Linked DNA regions of Homo sapiens: region 2 is linked to region 1. The links are chromatin loops, found by intact Hi-C in ENCODE. Cell type or tissue: HepG2. All regions are shown on one strand. Each heading gives the region's core, and the rest is flanking DNA. Links, peaks and the distances in the headings are about the cores only. Region 1 overlaps PRKCH (protein kinase C eta). Region 2 overlaps LINC03033 (long intergenic non-protein coding RNA 3033).

Evidence for each region. Peaks named below come from ENCODE experiments on the same cell type or tissue, not always from the same donor. Only the 100,000 strongest peaks of a DNase experiment are listed, where the experiment ranks them.
Region 2: it touches region 1 in a loop (5-fold over the local background); 7 of 110 quality-filtered maps call a loop at or near these places.

What each region holds. Positions count from the first base shown.
Region 1 is chr14:61,533,519-61,541,858 of GRCh38, forward strand. All of the region lies in intron 12 of PRKCH (protein kinase C eta), which reads left to right. It overlaps PRKCH-AS2 (PRKCH antisense RNA 2), which reads right to left. Exons shown (of 3, transcript NR_188139.1): 3 at 1,855-4,388. Among named protein-coding and RNA genes, the nearest start is that of PRKCH-AS2, 7.8 kb to the right of the region's middle. RefSeq lists an enhancer at 3,781-4,980. In HepG2, for the core only: no CTCF peak of the experiment used is centred there; DNase peaks (open chromatin) are centred at 1,723, 3,423 and 4,243; H3K4me3 peaks cover 1,052 bases.
Region 2 is chr14:61,603,708-61,612,047 of GRCh38, forward strand. The region is part of intron 1 of LINC03033 (long intergenic non-protein coding RNA 3033); the gene reads left to right. Among named protein-coding and RNA genes, the nearest start is that of LINC01303, 37 kb to the left of the region's middle. RefSeq lists enhancers at 3,668-4,418, 4,419-5,168, 5,617-6,228. In HepG2, for the core only: a CTCF peak has its summit at 4,123; DNase peaks (open chromatin) are centred at 4,654, 5,274 and 6,014; H3K4me3 peaks cover 1,821 bases.

The sequences.
Region 1 (8,340 bases), core at 91-8,090:
GAATTGGGTTGGTTAAGAACCTGCCTCCAGAGCAGAGCTGCCTGGGGGCAGATCTTGGCTCTTTGACTAATAGGCTGTGTGACCTTGGGCAAATGGCATAATTCTTGCATGCCTTAGTTTCCTCTCCATTTCCTTGGGCAAATGGCCTAATTCTTCCATGCCTCAGCAGGTGGGGTGTACAACCCACAGGGCTACTGCGTGGTTGGCATGAGATAACATGTGTGGGTGCCTGAAGCAGTGCTTGGCACAGGGTACGTGCCCAGGAAGTGTCCTGCACTATTACTGCTGAGAGCTGCATGCATGAAATGATTTTTTTACACTCTGCCCTTATCTCTGAAAAAGTATTTGTCATATTAGGAGGAGGGTTCGAGATAGCAAGGTGTGCTATGCCAACCACTCAGGCTGCTTTCTGGCTCTAATTGCAACTTGATTTAATTAGGCCAATATAGTTATTTTACTACCAGAAGAAAACTTAGAGATTGTCCCTTCCAACCCCCTCGTTTTATAGATGAGGAAACCATGAGGTACTGAGAAATTGTGACTCATCAAAGGCCATTTAACACATTACTTAAATCAATTGGGGCCTTTGTGCACTGCTGATGAGGATGTAAAATGGTGTGGATAATGGTATGGTGGGAGGTTCTTCAGAAAATTAAGCAGAATTACCATATGATCTAGCACTTCTACTTCTGGATATTTACCCAAAAGAATTGAAAGTGGGAACTCTAATAGATATTTGTACACCCATGTCCATAGCAGCATTACGTACAATAGCCCGAAGGTGGAAGCAACCCATGTGTCCATCAACAGATGAATAGATAAGTAAGATGTGGTACGTGCACTCTGAACAAGCATTCATTTGGCTGCACAGGGCCAGATCAAGGTATACTGTGTTCTTTACCAATATTGACTTGACGCCTTTTTCCAGAATTTTGTGTCCACCTAAGATCAGGCTTTCTGGGAGCTTGGTGACTTCAAGAGTTCCTCATGTGAATAGTTGAATCCATTGGATGGTGTTTTGCATAGTTCTAAAAACAGTAGGGAAATCATGAGTGCTAAGTTTTGAACTGTAATTATTTGTCTTTGCCCTTAATTTTATAGAGCTTTGTGATCATTAGAGGCATAAACACAGAATTGTAGAGCTGGAAATAGTTTAAAAATATTTTGTCCACATTTCCTCATCTGTAGATGAGGAAACGGGCCCAGAGAGATGAAGGGACTTTACATGTTAGAATGGAAAGAACACACCCTAGACCTCATGTGACTTCTGCCACTGATTTTCAGTCTATAAAGGTGTGATAATAACACCTATAGTGCCCGCTTCAAATAAGGCAGTATACATGAAAGTGTTTTCCAAGTGGAATGCACGATACAAGAGTAAGTGATTAGTATTGCTAACTTGTGAGTAGTAATTTCACAACACACTTAGAGATGTCATTATCCTCATCTTCTCCTTGAACAGTTCAGCAACATCATCAAGGTTATTAAGTGCTTAATTTTACACAAGGCTGTGGTAGGCTTTTATTCCTAAGGAAATTGTATTTTTGTTTTTCCAGGAGCTTTTAAATCTTGACCAAAGACATATAGGTGGGGTGTAAATAGCCAAATAGATATTGATCTGTTTATTTATATAATAGGCTTATATCAATGCATATGTGCATAGCAGGCATGGGTTCTGCAATACTCAGGTTCTGTGCGAGGTGCCAGGAATTCAGTGATGAGTGAGGCAAACATGATCCTGCTCTTGTGGAATTTACAGTCCAGTTGGGGTGGGGAGGGAGAAAGAAATTTTAAAGAGAAATTAAACATTAACTATATACTTACAATTTAATGAGAAAAAAATAAAATCCAAGGTTCTTTGAAAGCATTTATTTAACAGGCAGATCTAACATGACCTGGGCCACCAAAGGAGGCCATCTGGAGGAGATGACATTTAATAAAGGCTGAAGAGAAATGAGGCTTGAAAGTGTGCAGAGGTCTTGAGAAAGGAGCAGTCCATTTGAGTAGCTCAATGGCAGGCGGGTTGGAGTGTGATGAGCAAAGGGGTGGGGCAGTGAGAGCTTCAGGTGAGGAGGCTGAGGGAACAGTGAGAGCCCAAAGGACATCCTAGGTCACGCGAAGGAGTCTACACTTTATCTGAAGTGCCAACGTAAGTCTTTGAAGAATTCCAAGCAAGCATGAGTGATGCAATCACTACTTCATGTGTAAAAGATCACCCTGGCTATTGTATAAGGAGTGGACCAACAGACTGGAGTATTTGCTGATTAAGTGACTTCTAGGATTTCTTTCAAATTAATCCAGGAGTTGTGGGGAGAAACAGATGAAACAATATTGGGCATGTGTCAGTAACCATCAAGGCTGAGTGATGAGTACATGAGGGTCTGTGTTACTGTCGTCTAAAATTTCCACATGGAAAAGTTGTTAAAACCACCATATAAATGAATATCTTTTATAAACAAGCTCAGCGTGTGTGTATGAAGAAACATTTCTAGCCTGTATAGAAAAAGTGATCTCCATCTTCACAAATGAAGGGAAATGGTTTACAATACAAATATACAGAAAGAGCTAATGATGTGAGCCACATACAAGCTCCCCTGTGGATCCTGGCCACATCTCTTAAATCCAGTCTCGGGTTCCTGGCCTGGGAGTCTATGTCACCCTCATGATTTTTTGCCACAGACAAAATTAACCAGTGGTTTTAGCACAACTCATTTCTTCAGCATACCTGAAGAGTATCTATGCCTTCTCAAGAAGTGTCCTTCAACCTCCAGGGTAGTAATGAAGGGTACCCCAAAGAAGCATTTTTAACAGAAAAGAGACCAGAGAAGGAGAGAATCCTCACTGTTGGACTTTGCCCCATGCTGCCTCCTTGGGACCCTGGGAGATCCTTTCCCGGCCTGCTGGATCTGCCCTTTCCCCCTGAGAGGCAGGAAGAGCTGAGATCTCCAAGCCAGACCTTCACAGTGCCTCTCTCTACAGTCTTAGTGTGGGAGGGGCATCTTTCCATGGCTTCCTGAGATGGAGATTTATTTAAGAAGGAAAGCTTGTTGAATTCCCTCTTACCTTTTTAAATGAAAGGTATTATTATTATTCTATATCTGGGGAAACTGGTCAGACACCTGTTTATGTTACATGCCATAGAGTTACAGATGTTAAAGACCTCAGGGCTTCATCTGGCGTGATGTCAGCGAGGGCCTACATTCAGGGTTGGGGAGGGTGTGTACTGTCCAGCATTCCTCTAAAAGTGTGTGACTGGCAAGGCAGGCTCCAGCATCTTCTGACCACTAATCTAATATTACTGTCCCCACAGGCCCTCCCTGTCATCACCTTTACCACTGCCCTCTCCACCCGCAACACCCCCGAGGTTGTGGACTTGTGAGTTCTTTGTGTATAGCTGTTCAAACATTTCCTATAGACGTGGGTAGTGGACAAAGGACTTGCTTGTGAGAACTTTTCCCATGGAGTGCAGAATCAGTGGGTGCGGGGGTAGCTTGAGCACACTTAGTTTTTAGCCCAGGATTTCTACTTGAAAAGAATTCCCCAAATCATTAACCAGTAATCGCACATCTAAAAGTAACTTTATATGCACCCAAATAGGCACACTGGGAAGACTATTTTTCTTGCTTCCCCTTCTGTCTTTCTCATCTTTGCTTCAAATGTTTCTGCTCAATACTTAACGTGTGCTTGCCTCAAAAGCAGCCTGACCTGCGACTCGCAGAGAATGGAGTATTCACACTGGCAGGATCCTCAGAAATTAACACAAAAAAGGCATATGACGATGACACACACATTTGTGTAAAGAAAAAATAAAAGGCATTCCAGCTGTTATTTCTTAATTTTTTTTAACTTGGTTTGGGAATATATACTACCTGTTTTCTGGTGTCAACATGCCATCAGGTTTCTTAGGCTGACTAAATCATCCCAAAATGCTGATAATGATGAGACAAAAGAAAGTCTATCATTTTTTTAGGGCTTCTGAGGTTCCACTGAGTTTTGCCCTCATCTAGGTCCAGAAGGGCTTAGGGAAGTCCCAGGCGAGTCAGCAGAGCTCAGGAAGCTGAAGCCTTGTCTCAGAGGTTAGTGCTCCTTTGCTGAATCATCTCCAGCAAGAAATCACGTGACTCAGGGTCTACTCAGGTGAAGTCGGCACCCTTGTCTTTGAGCTCACACAGGTGGCTGAGCTAAATAAGTGCTGAAAGGAGCTGGGTGCACTCTCCTGAGTCACCTTTGTTGACTCTGGAAGCACTGTAAACTTGGCATCAGAAGGAGATTATAAAGTGCTTTTGTTCCTAAGCTTTATAAAGTGTGTGTGTATGCATGTGGGTTTCTCTGTCATCCAGCCTCTCAGATTTCATCATCCGAGCATTGTCTGCAGGAATCCTGTTTGCCTGTACGCACAAAGGAGGGAGAACCACAGTTAATTCGGGGATCCTCTTTTAGCCCTGAGTGTGTCCCACATCTGTCACCAGGCAGTGAATTCCAGGAGCATTGACTGTCTTCCTGTTCATTTCCCTACTCCCCTCCTGGGAGAGGCTGGAATGTTCAAGGAAGCCAGCAAAGGTGGTCAGCCAGGAGAAGGCTGGGGAAGAGGAGGGAAAAATGGGACCCGAGTAACGCAGAGGATCCAACCCCAGATCATTAGGGCTGGTTTTTCAAACACTGTTAGGGGAAATCCAAAGAAAGTTATCAAAAGATCCTTGAGTAAGAGGAGTGGTTAACATGCAACCTGGCAGACTGTTGCCAGGACTGGAATACCTGTCTGAGGAAAGGAAGGTGCCCCACAGGCCTCTTACCAAAACCCCTAGTGAGGTTAACACCCTTCAGAAAAGGAACCGTTTGCTCACAGATCAAGGCCAGTGTCTGCAGAAAACAGAAAAACACTGCTCTTCCCAGAGATTTTGTATTTGGGTCTTTTTAAGTCATATAATTTTACTAAAGTTCTTGATCTCTACTTCTTTTTCCCTCATTAAATTGTAAGTTTCCTAAGGTTGGAAGTCCTTACATTTTGATAGCAGTGTAAAGGATTTTTTAAAATGTATTTTTAATAGAGTACTCATGCTGCATGTCTCATTTATCTCCATCCCTGCCAGGAAGATAAAGATGTCAAAGCTTTTGTAAAATGACCACGGAAACTTTTCCTGTGTGGAGATTTGCTAACCGGTGTCTGTGGGTCAGAAAAGCTTTTTGTTTCGAGTTAGAAAAACTCTTGTCAACAAAAGTATTTGACTTTGTTGTTTTTTGTTTGTTTGTCCTTGCCAACTATCAAAGGTCAGTAATTTGGGGCAGTTGATCATTAGATTTGGTTTGGATGCCAAAGATAATGCGCATCCAGGATAAAGAAGGGTACTGGCCTTGATTTCATCAGAGGAGGATAAAGGACATTGTATAGTCCCCACTAGAGAATCTTTGTTCAGCACTCACTTCTCTTCAGTAGCTACATTTGGGGAATCATACCTGGAAAAAAGTAGTTCGTATAGCTTGGGCATGTAGGGTAGCAGCAGCTTTTTCTTAACACTTGGAAGTCATTGGAGAGCATTGAAATCCGCCCCATCAGTCAGAGCTGCTTGAGACTGGTTTGTCAGGAATAGAAGCATGTTGTCTAACAACGGGCATTGGCACAACTGCATGACCTTGGGTTTCCATCTCCGAGACTTGCCTCTAACCTTTACCTACGGTTAATCAACATTGTCCCATGACCAGAAAGAAGATACAAGGAAGCAATAATGATTATAAAACCCAGGAAAGGCAGGGTGTTGGGAGCCTTGGAAAGGAATTGAGTATGTGCTTATGAAGGGCTGCTGGATTCCAGTCACAGACAGCATGGAAAACACAGCCAGCAAACCCACCACGGATTTGAGCACTGCCCCTGCCCGCTAGAGGAACAGTATAGGGCATTTAGTGTACTGAGTTTCATCGAGAGAAAATAAAGTACACTGTGTAGTGTGTCTCTGGAGATATCGCACAGAATATTCTGATGCTGGTCAGTTACAACCTGCCAGGTAAGGCACTGACCCACCGGCATTCTCAAATATACCCACATGCCCACTTCCTCCATCACTGGCTCAGGGAGATCAGCTTGAGCAAGTTTATTTCACTTTATTTTTAATAAAGAAAAGCCCATTTCAGACTCAAGGAAAACAAAGCATCTGTAGCTGAGGGAAGGACAATCTTCAAAATGCCAGCTTTTTTTTTTTCCTCCCAGAGTTTTTAGTGATAAATGCAAAAATAGAAGAAAGAAAAGAGTCCCTTGATATGGGCACAGACTGTGGAGGCCACTGGTGTGGCCACCCACCCACCTGACGCCGGACAGGCCAGTCCGGCTCTGCTTCACGTGTTTTCAATGACACAATGCTGTTCCTGCCAGGGAGCACTCTCATCACTTAATGGTACTGAGTATTACAACCACATTACGTGTTTTAGTTTTTCTTATGATGTATTTAGATATGCTGCCTTTAACTTCCACTCCCTGAACTTATTTCTCCCTGAAATTATTTCTCATCTAATCCCTCTTCTGGCCGACAGCTCTTTGAGTATTTGAAAATTTTAAGTGTCCTTCTATCTTTTCCAGCAAAAAGACCCTCAGTAGTTTGAAATAAAACCAGGTGTCAGGCTGAAGGATGCCTCGGATTTTTTCCAGCCCTATTACTTTTCTTTCCCTTCACTTACCACCTGCACTGTATGTACTTCTCAGCCCTTCTCCTTCCATAGAATCAGAGGAAAAAGAATGTCACATGAGCCAGCAAAGAAGTACAACACAAGGAAACACACAGAGTGCGTGAATTCTCATCAGATGAAGTCCTGAGTGTCATTTATTAGGTGAAAGTAAAGTAAACTGTGTAATGATTCTCCTCACCTGTCGGTCCAAGTATCTTAACCCAGAATCCAAATAAGAAGATTGGTAGCCTCAAGGGGAAGTCTAGCGTAGGGACTGAGAGCAAAGGCCTGAGTTCAAATCCTGACTGTAGCACTCCCAAACTGTGTGACAGGTTACAGATGGGTCTGTTTCTCAGTTTCCTAATCTTTAAATTAGGAATAATAACCACAGTTGCTTTAAGGATTATATCCAATGAATTTGGAACACTTAATGCCTATGCAACAAAGGAGTATGCAGCATACATATATGGTAGTAATGGCTACCACTTCTTAAGCTGTAACTTGTATCAAACGGTATCATTCTCTACTCTCTCCACTCCTGCAGCTTCCCCCTTCTCAAACCAGTCTGGATACCTGGCAGGGTGGTCCATTGCCATGAGTGTGCAGGTAACTAGTTCCAGCCCTCCCCAGCAAATTCCATCCAGATCCAATCTTAGCAGGATAGAGCACCTCTCCTTCTCTTGGCTCGTCCAGTATTCCATAGCAGCACCATTCGGTATAAGAACCTAGACTTGGGAAGATTACAGTTTGTTTCCCCAGAGAGATTCAGGAAGTCTGTTGTCTGTCCTTTCCACCCTACCAAGCCCCATCCCACCCCCAGTGGACTGTCATCAGCCCCATCTTGCATTTAAATGTCTGTCACTGCCTTCTCCTATGGAAAAGTGACTTATCAATGCCAGGTCCAAGCCTGGTGTCTCTCCCATACTGTGCAGCCACATCCCTGCATGACCACTGCCCTGAGCTGGAGGGTGCTGCTAGCACGGGGTGTCTCCAGATCTCCCCAACAGCTGGCAGGAGGGGTATAAAAGGAGAAGGTTGGTCTTCATAACTGGGTCAGAATCTGCGTGTGCCAGCAGCATCCTTCAGACAGACACGCGCCTGCAACACGCATGCGTGGTGTGCTTCTCGTCAGCCCCAGGTGGCCATTAGGGTCTATGGTCATGGCGAGGTTGGGCGTCATGGCTGTGAACCGCACTCTATTCTGTGTCCTGTGCTCTTTCTCTGCCCTTTCTCCCCAGGACCCTCTCTAGAGCCATTAAATGCCTTTTCCCCATTTAGGATCATCGCTCTGGAATATTGGCAGGAAGGTTCTGTGGCATAGTTTCCTTGCCTTCTAACTTGCCAGCATTAGCTGCTAACTCTCTCTCTGCCCTTTGTTTAAGGTCTGAAATTGAATGAATGGAGAAGGTCATTTTGTTTGCCCAACAGCCACATCCAACCATTAGGCAGAAAATACAGTGTTCTCTGGCTCCTGGAAGAAAATCTTATTAGACTAATTGCTTTATTTATATAACTTGTCCTCTTCCTATGAAATCAGACAGATTTTGAAAGAGGAAAAAAATACTTGTGGCCATTACTTATATTTTAGTGAGTAAAGTACATTTGGGCCCAGTTATTTCAAGACTCATAATGACACAGCGTTAAACTCTATAATCTGGAACATCCAACAACTCAAAACTGAAGCTG
Region 2 (8,340 bases), core at 265-8,264, 70 kb after region 1:
TACTCAGGAGGCTGAGGCAGGAGAATCACTTGAACCTGGGAGGCAGAGGTTGCAGTGAGCCGAGATTACGCCATTGCACTCCAGCCTAGGTGACAGAGTGAGACACTGACTCAAAAACAAAACAAAAAAAAATGGAGTTGTTAAAATAATTCAGCGCCTTGAGTTCCTAGGTAAGCAGACTGAAATCCAGCTCAGTGTAAAACGTAAAATGAAACCTAAGATTAGCCAATCAAAAACCACCAACTAACCTCTCACTAGGGACTTTTCACTGGAATGATCTAAATAAGGCTATTGCTTCATTTTAACCAAATATTTTCTTTGCCTTGCTTCTGCATTCTCCCTATAAAAAGGCCTTCCCTTTATGCTCTTCAGTGGAGCCCCAAATAACTTGTGGCTTGCAGCTGCTCAATTTGTGAGCCCTGTCTGATCACATTAACTCTTTAATATTTTAATGTGCCTAAGTTTATCTTTTTACAGAGTCAATATAGTACTTTCCTCATAAGGTTGTTGTGAAGAATTCAAATATGTTCATACAACATTCAGTTGATATAAAAATGCATTTTTTCCTCTAGTTTTCCTCATGAACTCCATCTGCTGAGTAGTACAGAAACAACCTTAATTTTTGTCCAATCTACTCATTTCATACTGATATAATACTTTTAATATTTCTATAGGGATATAAAATCTCTGGGGGAAAATGTTAAGTCTTCAAGATGGCCTTTGCTTCTTTCCTCCAAGATGGTATCTGGGAGTTTGAGGGAAGGTCTATGGGTCAGTGACCCTGTGGCAGCAGAGGAGAGATGGGATCCTTAAACCCATCCAGTGTCCTCTGGAGCCTTTCTCATCTCTGCTGTGGAGTAACTGGACAATTCTGCTCCTTGGCCTGGGAGGCAGGGATGTGTACTTGGTCCCATTGGTCTGTTTGAGCTCAATGGACAGATGCTGCTAGATTCCAGAGCCCCGGCCACTTGCCCCTAGTCCCATAAACACTCTCCTTTTTCATGGCAGCTTCAGGCTTCTGCTGGACCATCAACCTTCTCAGCACCTTCCAGGGATGTGAAAGAACTCATACTGCTTCAGGACAGTTACCCTCATCATATACTTCCCTAATATCCTGTTGTTGTCCTTTATAACACTTTACTAAATTAGTAACTTTATTTTTTTGTATGAGAACATTAATTTGATATTTTCTGCCATACAGCATTGCAATCTTAGTGGTACTAGGAATCCTGTCCAGTTTTGTTCATTATTGTGTTCCCAGTGCCTAGATCAATCAATACTGCTAAATAAATAAATGAGAAACTCCTAACTTCAGGGCCCTGATATTTCAGAACACAGATGATCTTGCCTTAAATATTTTCCCATCCATACCAGGAACCTTAGTTTTCTTCCCAACACCATTCTGCCTGTGTTCTTTCCTATCAGAAGATTGATTTTGTTTGGTTGACAAAATGTCCAGCCCAGGGACTTTATAAATCATGAATTTGCCATGAACAAGCAATCCTGTTCCCAACACCAACAATAGATCAGAGTAGTTATGCCATGTTGTTCCATCTAATGAGCTAGAAAGAAAAGTTGAGGGGGGTGATTTTGTCCTTGATTTCCATCAAGAATATAAGTAGAGCTCTCTTCAGTCTTCTCTGCCCTCAACCCCTCACTTTTAAAATGTGGCAGAATGAAGATGTTATGTTTGGAGCTACAGTAGCCAACTTGCAACCATAAGGGAAAGACCTGAAGAAATGCCAAAATGATCTCATTGAGCTCCTGTACCAACCCTGGAACTATACCCCAGCTTTCTTGTTATGTGACATCATGCATGCCTTTATCATCTATGCTACTATTATTTGAGCTTTATATTGCCAGGAGCCATTTTTTTCTGATACCCTTTGGAACAAATCCAATTTTGCATGCATTTTATGACCTAAAGCTGGGCCACAGATCATTAGTTCTGTTTTTACTTCCATTTAAGTTATAGTCTATGCTCAGACGTAAGCCTCATTAACGTCCCAGGCTACATGTCAGATATGGCTTTAGGTGACATCTCTGAAGCACTCCGAACAATGAAGATCTAAATGGTCACACCTAGTGACCAGGCAGTTGCAGATCAAGGGAATGGGATGAGGAGGCAGAACTGTAGAGACAGAGTAGTGAGGGCTGAAGCCAGGAAAGCAAAGAGAACCCAAGAGGGTATCAGAACTCAAGGGAAAACAAGACTGGGGCGGAGGAAAGGTCCAAGCAAATAGTCATCAATAGATAGATCCAGAAAAAGATGGGAAAGGAAAAATTTAAATCTAGGAAATAATCTGACAATAATGCACAAGACTTTTTGGAGAAAATTTTAATTCCAATAATAGATATAAGCAAAGACTTGAATAAATGGAGTGATATGCTGATTGTGTGGAACAATTTAACATTTTAAGAATATCAGTTCTTCCCAAACTGAAGCTGTAGATCCAATGCAATTCAAGTAAAATGCCCACCCCAAGTTTTTAGGACTTTGAAAAACAATTTTAAAATTCATATGAAGAATAAATATCCACAGACAGCTAATTTTTTAAGTGTAGGCAAAAAGGAAATTTGCCTTGCTAGATATTAAGGCACATCACAAAGCCATGATTAAGAAAAGGGGAAAAAAGTCAAGTTGACCAGGAGAACAGAATACAGAACCCAGAATTAGACCCAGCTATAGAGGAGAACATGTTATATGATAGAGGGGGCATCACAAATCACTACAGAAGCAATAGATTAAGTAGTACATGGTGATGGGAAAATTGCCTCCATTCAGCCCCACCTCAGACAATTTAAAAAGAAACCCCAATGGATTAAATGCCCAAACGTTTAATATAACAGTTTATAGTGATAGGAAATAATATGCGTGAATATCTCTGTGACTTTTGAGTGGAGGCATTTCTAAAGAAAAACCCGAAAGTACAAACCATAAGGAGGAGAAAAAAATACGGATTTGTCTACAAAACAAAATTAAAGATTTATTCCAACAAATACTACAGACAAAGTCAACAGGTAAACTGGAAGAAGATGTTACTGACATCCCAAACCAAAGAATGTAGATCTAGGAAATCCTGCGAAACAGTAATAAAAAGGGAAAACAGGCAAAATATACAAGAGGAAACCTCTTAATGGCCAATAAGTGTATACAAAGATGCTAAACATTACTAGCAATCAGAGAAATACAAATTAAAACATCAATGAGAGATCACTTTAGAGAAAGTCGGATAAAATCAAGTATAACAAAGACACTGCTAGAGGGGTGGAAATAAATGCAGCCATCCTGCAGAGCAATCTAGGAGTCCCTAGAGAAATCAAGGATGCATTCTTGGCCCTGAGTATGTGCCCAAGAAAACACTGATGTGCAGATCATAAGAATACATGTAAAGCTGTCCATCATGGTGCGTGTGTGTGTGTGTGTGTGTGTGTGTGTATGTATGTATGTAAACAAGGACTGATGTTTGTTAATAAAGCAATGGTTTAGTTAAACATAAACAAATACAAGATGGGCCACTATTCAAGCCAGAAGCGGGAAAGGAGATTTACATATAGCAGCGTGGACGGGTCACCAAAGCATATTGATGATGGCCGTGGTACGTGAAGTGAGTAATTTACTCTATTCTCCTGAGGTCCAAATTAAATAAAATGTAAATACATAGAGCCAGTGGTCACAGAACTTCAGTGTCTCTGAAATGTTTATGTGCATGAGAATCATCTGAGGTATCTGTTAAAAGAACAAATTTGAGGGTCCCACACACAGAGATTCTGAACCTGCACTTTAAACATGCATCCCAGGTGATTCTCCTATAAGTGGACCACAGGCTGCACTTGGAGACACCTTCAACTAGGTAAAATCAAGCTACCAGGAGAGTGATCAGAAGTTAGTAGCAAGGGAAATGGCAGTAGAACATCTGCCCAGCACCGGCAGCAAGGAAATGACTCTGAAGCAGCTGGCCCTGTCAGCAGCAGCTGCCTCTCTCCCCTCCCTTTTTTTGTGAGCCAATCTTAGTGGGCCTGGCCTGAAGGGGTTTGGGTGATGGAAACTGACAACTGCCGTCTGGGGAGCGTGTCTGGAGAGACAGGAAGCCACTGGGGGGCTTTTTCTTCATGAGGATGCTGCTGTGCGTAGTGCCACCAGGGGTCCTAAGCTTGATGTGACCATCCAGACTCACAGTGGGCTTCTCCAGGTTGGGCTGTGGGTTGGGGGGAGGTGGGCTATGAAAAGAGTGAGAATGACATATGGGGGACATTGTCAGATGCCAATGCTTGAGTCTGTTCCGATGAGAGAAGCACTGCTGAGCCTTCTCCTGGCAGATCTGGTGGACTCTGGGTGCAGATGGTCCAGGAGTCGAGCCACAGAACCCCGTCATCCCTCCAGTGTCTTCATTGCTCTTGCCTCCTTTGGTCCCTGCCTCTGGCCTGTGCTTTAAGAGCTGGACTGTTCTGAGGCATATTGTGTACCATGTGGAGGGGATAGTGACTGCTATGATTGTAGGCAGATGGGATGTGGTCTTAAGCTTGCCTTTAGGGGTGTCTGATGGCATGCTCAGCCCTGCATCTCCAGCCAGAGACGTCTCCCTCCCTGTGAATGGATTACAGCCACCCCAGTCAAGAACGGACTCTGGACTCCTACTGTTATTTATCCAGGCACTGTTCCCCAACTGGCCCAGAGAACTAACGGAAGCCTGGATTCACTGTCCCCTTCCTAATGTGCAGAATGGCCTGGTTTCCTAAGGACAAGGAAGGTTTTTCAGATTTATACAAACAGACCGTGCATATTTGTGGGTATCCAGGTAACAAACCCAGTTTGAAACTCCTTTTGACAGCATAATTCATAACTCCAGACAGAAATGCTAACGTGAACACAGACACTCCAAAGGTGGAAAAGATTAAGAAATGGTCCCAAACATAGCTCTCTCTAGAAATCATCTGATTCTCTAACACACCTCATTTTGCAAATGTGAGTATTGTCATGTAAAGAGAAAAGAACCAAAGAGAAAAAGAAGACTGGCAGAGAATCCAGAGACACAAATATTTCAGGCTTATTAATAACCAGTAAAGCTTTCTTTCTTAGGAACTTCTTGAAGTCAGCTGTTTGATGCTGATGGTGTGTGATGTGTAAGCAAAGGTCTGTGAATCTGAGAATCCCCATGTGCGTCTACAGGACCGTTCTCCCTGCCCCTGTTTTAATGAGATCCAGGGCAGCTGCAGCTCCCATTGTGCTGAGTGGCCTGGGCAGGCTGACAGAGCTATTCTTCTCTCCTAGTAATGTGTTTGCTTAAGCATGAACATTAGTGTCAGAAGTGCTTAGTGCAAAGCAACCATTCAGGGGTGAAGCAGTCACTGCCAAGTCTATATGTCTGGGAATTCATTATGTCTATTCGTCTGGGGGTTAGGGTTAGGTAAACCTTGTATTTTCTAATGAAGTTGAAAAGGTAAAAAACAAAAACACTATTTATAAAATCATCTTTTTGGGGTGAGTCCAGCTGTGAAAACCCCAATGCCTTGTTCAGGCCATGGCTTCCTGAAAAACCGAACAATAGCTCTTGTTATGTGGGGCATATCCTCTTGCCCTCATCTGCCCTGTCTTCTGAAACGAGTGAAATGAAAGTTATTTTACACCCGACCTTGCACAAAGCTAATGTGCCTAATTAGCGGAAGATGTGCTTTTCGGATGGGAATCTGATTTTACTCAGTAGTGTCCTATCTTTCACGAGATGAGGACACATCATGGGCAGACTGTGTATTTTTTCTTGTCTTTCTCACAAGAGCAATGAATGTGATCTAAACTGATGACTCTCCTGTCTGTCTTGCCAGTATGGCCAAAGGCATTCATTTCCGAGGCAGCTGGCCAGGGCTGAGCCGCGGACAATTAACTGGGCCACAGGGCCCTGGGCTCACAACCTTCCTGCTGGATCCTGAACACAGGGCATTGGCATAACAATGAGCCACACTAAGACTTCCCTAGTAGGAAGCTGTCTGTTTTCATCTTTGTTGATCTTTTGGATAGATAATACCACGTGTCCTTCCCTCTGCTGTGTCTCCAGTACAGTGTTCCTGGAGTTAATGTGTATCACCAGCTTCCCCTGTAATGGTCCACCCACAGTGGTGTATAATGGGCAGGGAGGTGAGAGAGAGCAAGTGCAGGCAGTAATGGGGTGAGAATTTAAAGACAATAATAAAACTGACTCCAAGTCAGTCTGCTGCTTATTATCATCAAATGCTGACAATTTTTAAACAGTGTCACTGATAAAACACTCTTCCTTGCAAGCTCTAAACAATTACTAAAGTTGCTGTTGCCGCTGACATAGGTGGACCCCGTCACAGACATTCCTTTGCAAAGTAAGTTTGAGACAGGTGGGATTCATCCAAGCTCCCTTCAGCACATTTTTTATTTCCAGCCTGTGGGATGCTACACATTCCTGCATGTAAACAGTTTCGAAATAAGCAATAATAACATAGCAATGCTATGGCCTACGCTTTAACAGCTGGACTGTTGCTTCTTCTAGACGAAGAAACAAAATGTGAATTATTTCCATCCTATTTGACCATAAGGAGTTTTTAATTTGTATCTAAAATTTAAAACAATGAAACAGATTGCAAACTGCATGGTGTCACATTTTTGTTGGTTGTGTGTAAATTTTAAGTTCATATATGAAATATTTACTGAATTTGAATATCTTTAAAATTGAAATTTATTCTTTATAAAAATTGTTCATTGTTTAAAAACAGAAGTCCGTGAGAGTGAGTGCCTCTTTCCATTTTATGCCTTACCCTACTCCCAGCTGTGCCTACTACTTGGGAAGCAGGAACAGCTAGAGCACCTGCAGGTGACCTAAATGTGGCCCACCAGGCCACATGATGTTTAACGGATCCGATGTTTAATAGATCTCTTTGTTTTGTTTCTGTTTTTGTTTTGAGACAGAGTCTCACTCTGTTGCCCAGGCTGGGGTGTCGTGGTATGATCTTGGCTCACTGCAGCCTCCGTCTCCCAGGTTCAAGTGATTCATTCTCTCAGAGAGGGCTCCTATTGACAGAATTCCACCTGGAATTTTGAATCTGGAGTAGGTGACTCGAAGGTGCAAGGATATCTTGGAATCCTTTCTCCTGGGACTGGCGATGGTGCCAGGAGTGCTGTATGGTGTTCAGCAGCAGCGATGTTTAACCAGACCCTTCCTTTACTGTGATTTTGGCTGTTAGTTTGTAACCAAGCCACCCTGGTTTCTGTTTGTCAAGCCTGATTCTCTGGGCTTGACATTGATTATTTGGGCTCCCAGATATCCTTCTAGTGAATTTCTCTGCTGAAGTTAACCAGAGTCAGTGTCTGTCATTTGCGGCCAGTAACTCTTACTGGAATTCCTAATTCAGAGGAATACTTTGAGGATGAATTCTGAAACCCAAGATAATTGTGTACCACAGACAAACAAAAGCACTATAACATGTAGCACAGCAGCCTTACTGGAAATGTCAGCGATATCTTCTAACTTGTCAAAGCATATCTCATACTAACCTGTCATGACCACCCTGGCCAGATCTTAGTAGATCCAGCAAGACAAAAACCAGAGGATCTCTGTGTTTTGTTTTTGTTTTTGTTTTGAGACAGATTCTCACTCTGTTGCCCAGGCTGGGGTGTAGTGGTATGATCTCGGCTCACTGCAGCCTCCACCTCCCAGGTTCAAGTGATTCATTGTCCTGCCTCAGCCTCCCAAGTAGCTGGGACTACAGGGGTGCATCACCACGCCCAGCTAATTTTTGTATTTTTTTGGTAGAGACAGGGTTTCACTGTGTTGGCCAGGCTGGTCTCAAACTCCTGGCTTCAAGTGATCCGTGCTGGTCTCGAACTCCTGGCCTCAAGCAATCCCCCCACCTGAGCCTCCCAAAGTGCCGGGATTACAGGCGTGAGCCACTGCACCCAGTCTGATTGCATTCTTATTTCCACTGTAGCTCTAGCAAACATCTAGCTTTTATGTTAGGTTCTATAACTTGGAGCTAGCTTTTCAAAATCTCTAGACTGGGGCTTCCCCATATTTCTATTGGGATAATGACTTCATCATGGGAAGATCAAGTTTGTGTAAAGCACTGTATTATAGTGCCTGGCACATACTGCAGCACCTGGGCAATTTTTCCCTCACTTAGTCTTCAGTAAGCACCTACTCAGGACCCAGGACCATTTGAGGCACTGGAAAGCTACTCATATTTTTAGTGTATTTGCTGTGTCTTCCTTCTGCTGTTTTGCTAAGAGATGATTAGATGGTCTTTCTAAATACCAAGATGAATAGCCACAGGCACTAACTTCTTCAGCCTATCTCCTATCTGCTCTTCCCTCCCACCCCC